Regions from separate parts of the Homo sapiens genome. Here region 1 is linked to region 2. The links are chromatin contacts, found by Hi-C in ENCODE. All regions are on one chromosome and are shown on one strand. Each heading gives the region's core, a stretch centred on a gene start or an enhancer-like site at or near the end of the contact. The rest is flanking DNA. Distances are from core to core; before and after follow the strand shown.

Region 1 (3,528 bases), core at 582-3,081, 3.5 Mb before region 2:
AATTCAACTGAAATCCTGATAAGTTTTAACCAAAGTCATTAAATTACCAATTCTAGAAAAGTAATCAATGAAATATAATAGCTATCTTTTGGTAGCAAAAGATATAAATTGTATATGTTTATACAGGATCTTTCAGATCATGTGCAATTTTTATCTAACCAATCAGAAATACTAGTTTAAAATGAATTTCTATATGAATATGGATCTGCCATAAGAAAATCTAGTTCAACTCTAATTTTATGTAGTAAATAAATTGGCAGGTAATTGTTTTTACAAAGAATCCACCTGACTTCCCCTAATGCATTAAAAATATTTTTATTTAAATAACTTTATTTATAACTTTTAGAAACATGTAGTATTGTTTAAACATCATTTGTTCTTCAGTATTTTTCATTTGGAAGTCCAATAGGGCAAATTGAATGAAGTATTATTATCTGTCTCTTGTAGTACAATGTATCCAACAGACACTCAATAAACTTTTTGGTTGTTAAACTGACTTCATTGCAGTAGTGTTTAGGTAATACTTCTCCAGAAACTAGTGAAATCAAACCACAGTAATTTTATCTGCTGAGTATATATCATTGTAATCAATTACTTCCAAATGTCTTTATCAATAAACAAATATACTAAAAGAATTCTAGGTAACCATGAGTTACTTAGGGCACCATGAGTGCATCTGTAGACCCAGCTACTCATTCCTTGAGCCCAGGAGTTGGAGGCCAGCCTGGTCAACAGAGCGAGACCTTGTCTCTTTTTTTTAAGAGTCAGGGTCTAGATCTGTCACCCAGGCCAGAGTGCAGTGGTGCGACCACTCCTCCCACCTTAGCCTCACGAGTACCTGGGACTACAGGCGCGTGTCACGACACCCAGATAATTTAAAAAATACTTTTGTAGGGACAGAGGCTCACTATGTTACCAACGCTGATCTGGAACTCCTGGCCTCATGCAATCCTCCCGCCTCGGCCTCCCAAAGCTCTGGGATTACCGGCCTGAGACACCGAGCCCCGCCCCGCCCGTCTCTAAATAAATACTTAAAAGAACCCCAGGTAAAAGCTAAAGCGAGGATGAAATTCTAAATGAATTTCTGAGCAACAACTATCCGTAGTGAGCAGTGATGATTTTTGGTGTGTTCTCCGGTAGGCACACTTTTCAAATTTATGCAATCTTATCCTTAAGATTTGAAAAAAAAAAACTTATAAAAAATCTTAAACGTGGTTTTCCATCTACAATTTTTCGCAACTGTAGGGATATATTCAAAATAAATGCTGGACATTTCCAGGCATTAGAGGGGATGTGGCCGGATGGCGAGGAGGGGCCGTCCTCACCAGGACTCCAAGCAGTTCTCGCACCTGACTTCGTAGGCCTGTAGTTGTAACCATAGCAATGCCCCAGATGCTTGAAAACATTTCTGAATTGCGGCCCTATCATATTTTTACAGCAAAACCACCCTTATTTTACATATTACTAAATCCTCTTTTCACCTTCATTTCATCCCTCGTCAAAGTTAAAAGGATGAAGATTCTTTTATCTCACAAAGGTTATGAGAGAAATATTAAATTTAAAATCACTGTGGAGACCACCTCCTCCGTGTAAAATGAGGAAGGGTCACAGGAAGATGATAATGGGAACGCGCCGCCAGACTCTGAAAGCCATTAACATTGTTTCGGCCGTTAGGGCGGTTGGCGGCAACTCACCGCCCAGCGGCGGTTGCGTCGCAGCCAGAAGCGTGACTTCGCGCACGCTCCCTTTCCACTCCTCCACTCAGAGCCGGGGACGCGGCGGGGGCGCGGCGGAACTACAGCTCCCATGACGCTTTGCGCGGCATAGGGTGCTTTACAATAGAAGCTCGGTTGGAGAGGCCTGCGGAGAAAAGCTGGGAACGGCCGCTTCCGGCATGTTCATCTCTGGACGAAGAACGGCCGACAAGTGGAGGGCGGAGGAGAGACTCCAATGCCCAGCGGGCAGTGCGCGGGCGGCGCTTGCGCGATGCGCGGACGGGGGGGCGGTCGGGCCATTTAAATGTGTGTTTGTGGGTGAAATGGCTGCGCAGGTCGGAGCGGTGCGCGTAGTACGGGCGGTGGCGGCGCAGGAGGAGCCGGACAAAGAGGGGAAGGAGAAACCTCATGCTGGGGTCTCCCCGCGGGGAGTTAAACGGCAGCGCCGATCTAGCAGTGGGGGGTCTCAGGAGAAGCGGGGGCGGCCGAGCCAGGAGCCCCCTCTCGCTCCCCCTCACCGGCGGCGTCGCAGCCGCCAACATCCTGGGCCGCTGCCGCCAACGAATGCAGCCCCAACTGTCCCAGGCCCTGTTGAGCCTCTTCTCCTGCCGCCTCCGCCGCCACCTTCGCTGGCACCCGCCGGGCCCGCTGTCGCTGCCCCTCTCCCGGCCCCAAGCACCTCGGCCCTCTTCACCTTCTCGCCTCTGACGGTGAGCGCGGCCGGGCCCAAGCATAAGGGCCACAAGGAGCGGCACAAGCACCATCACCACCGCGGCCCCGATGGTGATCCCAGCTCCTGCGGAACCGATCTCAAGCACAAGGACAAGCAGGAAAACGGCGAGAGGACTGGAGGGGTGCCTCTGATCAAAGCCCCCAAGAGAGGTGAGAGCAGGCAAACTGCCCGGCTTGGGTTCTAGGTCTCTCTCAGTTCCGATATCCCGCATCTTTAGGACTGAAAGACGCCAAACCCCTGCTTACCTTCTGCTGCTGTACTTCTCTAAGCTCACTGGGGTGGACCCTGGATTTCAGATCGTTGACACGGTTTGATCTAACTACTTGAGGCTTCTCGCTCCGAGGCCGAGCTGTCAGTTGCTAATCCCTTTACCGGTCCCCCGGAGCCTCTCAGCATTTGTTTTCAAATTCTGCAAGGTTTCCGCGCCGCGTTAGATTAGTAGGTGGGGTACTAAAAAATGCCTTTCCAAAGAAAAGGCATGTTCCTAAAATCCCTTCTCCTTGTTTTGCTTGCTGGAGAGCTTTAGTTATCTGCTCTCCCTTGCTCCAGAATAGTCAGGGGTATGGTTCCAGTCTTTCAGGAGGGAATTCATATAAAGGTTACACGACTCACTGGTTGACTTAGCTTCTGCAAGGTAAAATATCAGACGCAGTTTATCTTGGTTCTTTTTAATCTAGAGGTAAAAATCATTTTAAAGTTTTCATATTAGCTATTTAAATTCTTAGAATAGGCATGTGGAAGGTTTTCTCTACCCTTTGATACTAGGAAATAGGACCAACAGTGCCTCTGAAAAGTGGGAATTTGTGCAGTAGATAGTAGAGGCCGGAATTTCAGTTGCATTTGATTCTGTCTAGCACACTTTGTGGATCTGTTAATTCCAATAGCCCTCAAGAATATTTTACTAGAAAATGTCAGAGTATCCAATTAAATGTGGATTCTAGAAAAATTAGATTGGCCAGAACTGATGTCTTCCTGTTCCCAAGTACCTGTAGCATTTATTTATATTCTTTGTGGAAGAAATGTGATGCTTTTGATTATGCCGTATGTTTGTACTTTATATATTATTTTATATAATTTACT
Region 2 (3,605 bases), core at 960-3,459:
CTCAGGAGACCTATCCAGATGACGTCCTCCACTCTCCTCAGGCAGCCTTCGCTTCCTAGGCTGGTCTCTGCTGCTGGGCAGATCTCGATCACCTCTGTCCCGGTCCAAGGACCAACCATCCCGCCTGCGATCTAGGCTATCCAGTGGCTCGTAAGCAGGCACAGAAGTAGCTGCAGTCCGAGTGCTGCGTTCTCGGACTGGGGGTGGGGGTGGCACCCAATCAGAGTCAGGATAAAGGTCCCTATCACGATCTCTGTATAGTAAGGGTGGTGTCCTATCCCGAGCACCCCTCAAAGGGTCTGGTGCCCGATGTCCAAAAGCATCTGTCACCAGCTCATAATGAGTCAAGGGCAGAGGCTGCAGATACTGCTGCTGGTAACGATGTTCGGTGTCGGCAAAGTCTACTCTAAGGCGTCGATCTGGGCCACCAAGTGGGAAGCCCCGCATATGGGTCCAGGCAGCATGCGCTGCATCCAGGCTTTCATACTGGATATATGCCCAACTATCACCTTTTCGGTAGTCTATGGTGCGTATGGTGCCAAATCGATCAAATTCTCGTGCCAGGGCAGCAAGAGGAACCCAAGGTCCCAGGCCTCCCACCCAGAGGCGGGTGGTGGGTGTAGCTTTACCATAACCAATTTTGATAGGATTCCGAATTATAATTTTGCCAGACATTGCTAATTTGGCCCGGTGAGACATATCTAAGTTCTCAAATTTGAGAAAGCCGTAAGTACTAGTCTGGCCGCGAGAAGGCCTCTTGATATCTACTTCTGTGATGACTCCAAAGCGATCAAACGCCCTTCTTAAATCACTCTCCGTTACAGTGATGTCTAGGTTGCCCAAGAAGAGCGTCCGGTTAGCTCGCTGATCATCCTCGGGTGAAATCTCATCCACTTCTCTGAAAGGAGCAGCACCTGCTCCAGCTCCCACCCTTGGCTCAAGACTGTATGCAGGGCGCACTCTCTCATAGAACGGGTAGTCTCTTTCTCTCTCCAGGTCTCGAGGCAATGGTGGCGGAGGTGGAGGGGGCAGGCGGCCAAGAGCCAACTGCTGCAGCCGGTAGTCTCTGTATCCCAAAGCAGCGCCACCAGGGGAAAGTGATCTCTGGCCTCCACCACCTCCAGGGGGGTGCCGGTGACCACCTACAGAGGCCCCGACCACACTGGCTGATGGAGGATAAGTATCTTTGTCTAAAGGGGAGCGGCTGCGGCGCCGGCTCACATACACAGCTTCTATCTTCAGAGGCCGGTCATAGAGCACCAGGCGGCCTCTGGCATGCTTGGCCGCCCGCGCGTCCTCTGGCCGCCGGAAGTTCACAAAGGCTACCCGCTCATCCCCGCTGCCAGAACCCGACAGATGACTGATTTTCACACTTACATCACCGAAGCGTTTGAACTCATGAAACAGGCCGTCCTCCACCGCTTCGTCACTAAGCTGGGACCCCAACTCGCTTATCTTCAGAGTCTTGTATTCCGCGCCGTCCCCGCCGCCGGGAGCTGAGGAGGCGGCCCCAGAGGAACGTGACTCCCCGCCTCCACCCCGGGAGCTGCTGCGCGATTCGCCCCCGCCCGAAGAATTTTTGGTGCTCGGGGAGCTATAACTATGCAAGCGGCTACTGGAGCTGCCCCCACCGGTATCATACTCGCGGCTGCCACCTCGACTGCTGGACTTGTCCAGGTGGAGACTCCGCCGCGACCCACCGCCGCTATCGGTCTTTCCGCTGCTGCTCCCATTGCTGCCACCAGAGCCCCCTAACTTCTTGCTCCGCTCACCGCGGGAAGTCGAGTCCTCACCACCACGGGAGCGTTTGGCCTTCACTGGCGAGCGCTCTTTTCCCTTCATTGTTGCGGGTCGTCGGAGGTCGTCTCCGCGGAGCTGAGTAACCCGCCGCCCCGCGCTCGTTTCACACAGCGGAACCGCACGCCGCCATCTTGGACTCCGCCGCGGCACAGGGTCCCGCCCCGCAGTCCTCATTGGCCAATTGCTCTCTCTTCTACAGTCTCATTGGGAAAATTATTTGTCTATCTTTACATCTCCCCGCGCTCCAGGAAGGCGCCCGCCCAACCACTGTTATTGGGTTCCCAACCCCCTAGTCGGAGTACCTCATTGGTTACATTTGTTGTCTATCTTAACGGTTCCTCGCGCCAGACTGTAGCTCCGCCCCTCGCACTCTGCGGTCACGTGACCCAAAGTGTTGAGGTGTTGATTGGACAAAAAGTCTGCCCTGTAACGGTACTTCTTGCTCAGTGACAGCAGCAACCCACCTCCTTATCCCTTTCATTGGCTTATAAACCCGTCCTTTAAACCACTATTTGGGAGGTCGGGCCATCAGTTTCGGCGTTTTTTCCAGAGAGGCAGGCTCACAGCGATATCGCGAGAGACGGTAAGCTCCCTCTTTCGACCCCCTTTTTCCAACTCCTCCGGCGGCTAAAAGAAGTTTAAATCTGATTGGATGTCGGCAAGGAAGTTGATAGGCTGAAATAACTGTCCATCACTCGCTTAAAGGGGTAGGCCTGTATAACGGAGGAGGCTGACTGAAGGTGAAAGACTAGAACACGTGCTTGCTGTGCGACGTCACTTAGATGTCGCGAGAGGGTGACTGTGCGCCAGCCCCGCCTCCCCGCGTTTTCGGCGTTCTCCCCACAAACATTTGTTAAGTTCCGTGGGGTGTTTGGCTGTGCTTCGGCCCTTGGAGTTCGAAACTTCTGAGCTCCCCGCCGTCGTACCTGTGCCGGCCAAGGGGCGGGGCAGGCTTTCCGGCTGTCGGGGCCCTCCAGTCCCTCAGGAAGCCGTCCTGGGACGCCTAGCGGACACCATTTTACGTCGCTGTGGTAGCTGAGTGAACAGCCGGGGGGAGCCCCGCCCCCCGCGCGCGGGAGAGCGCCGCCCGCGGTCACCTGGGCCCGCGGGGCAGAGAGTTCACGGTTCCTGCAGCCTCGGGTCATGCTGACGCCCCCGGGCGGTGCTAACACGTAACACGCGGGACCTCGAGAGCTAAGAAGCAGGGCGACTAAGACGCAGCCCTCGCCCAGGAGCCCGTCTCTCCCGCGAGCTACCCGTTCCCGCCCAAGTACTCCGGGTAACCGAGGGGAGTGACCGTCGCTCCCCGCCTCGTGGCCCGCGGGCGGAGCCGGAACTGTCGGGACACCGCGGACGTGTCTTTGGGCGGCATGTTTTATGTTGCGAATCTGTGTGGATTTTTAAATTCTGTATTCCCCTAAAATAGCAGTGTTTTTAATATGTAATGCTTCTACCCTGAAAATCACCAAGCGAAATTTAGGCTCCATGCAGATATGTCACTTGTTTTTCCCCCTGTGGCTTCTTGTATCCCTTGGCACTCTTATTGTGTGTTAAAAGCCAGCAGCACAGGCACCTTGCGGCCGCTCCAGATCCACCTCGTTTGGCTCCTTCAGTCGTTCGCCGTACAACTTTCCTTTCCATAGTGCGTTACTGTGGCGGACAGAGCACCTGTGAGAGGTGCAGGCGATGCCGAGCTTAGGGGGGTATGGCCTGTGCCCCAGCACTCGCCGGTTGCTGGAGGGACGCAGCGCTGAGGTCACCACAGCCTTTAGACTGTCTGCAGCCCTCCCAGGTTCGCGCCGGGG

The links. A loop is a pair of places that touch in the nucleus more often than their neighbours do. Pooled maps may share reads with other maps.
Region 1: a map of CD8-positive, alpha-beta T cell shows a loop between it and region 2 (21-fold over the local background). The contact joins the promoter of RSBN1 here to the promoter of RBM15-AS1 in region 2. A Hi-C loop is called at or near these places in 2 of 168 maps with a recorded cell type or tissue (CD4-positive, alpha-beta memory T cell and CD8-positive, alpha-beta T cell), 1 of 37 single-sample maps with no recorded cell type and 9 of 50 pooled maps.

What each region holds. Positions count from the first base shown.
Region 1 is chr1:113,810,779-113,814,306 of GRCh38, reverse strand. RSBN1 (round spermatid basic protein 1) reads left to right here and starts at 1,831. Exons shown (of 7, transcript NM_018364.5): 1 at 1,831-2,597. The coding sequence starts at 1,895. AP4B1-AS1 (AP4B1 antisense RNA 1) reads right to left here and starts at 1,695. Exons shown (of 5, transcript NR_125965.1): 1 at 1,482-1,695. It overlaps PTPN22 (protein tyrosine phosphatase non-receptor type 22), which reads left to right. Exons shown (of 21, transcript NM_015967.8): 21 at 1-496. RefSeq lists enhancers at 1,431-1,960, 1,697-2,086, 1,961-2,490, 2,467-2,556, 2,707-2,766 and 1 more.
Region 2 is chr1:110,337,775-110,341,379 of GRCh38, reverse strand. It overlaps RBM15-AS1 (RBM15 antisense RNA 1), which reads left to right and starts at 2,209. Exons shown (of 4, transcript NR_036595.1): 1 at 2,209-2,383. RBM15 (RNA binding motif protein 15) reads right to left here and starts at 2,003. Exons shown (of 3, transcript NM_022768.5): 1 at 1-2,003. The coding sequence starts at 1,974. LOC124904276 reads right to left here. Exons shown (of 1, transcript XM_047437983.1): 1 at 2,377-3,605. The coding sequence starts at 2,945. The coding sequence ends at 2,439. RefSeq lists enhancers at 1,015-1,464, 836-1,574, 1,545-1,664, 1,695-1,994, 3,135-3,324 and 2 more and a silencer at 2,765-3,034.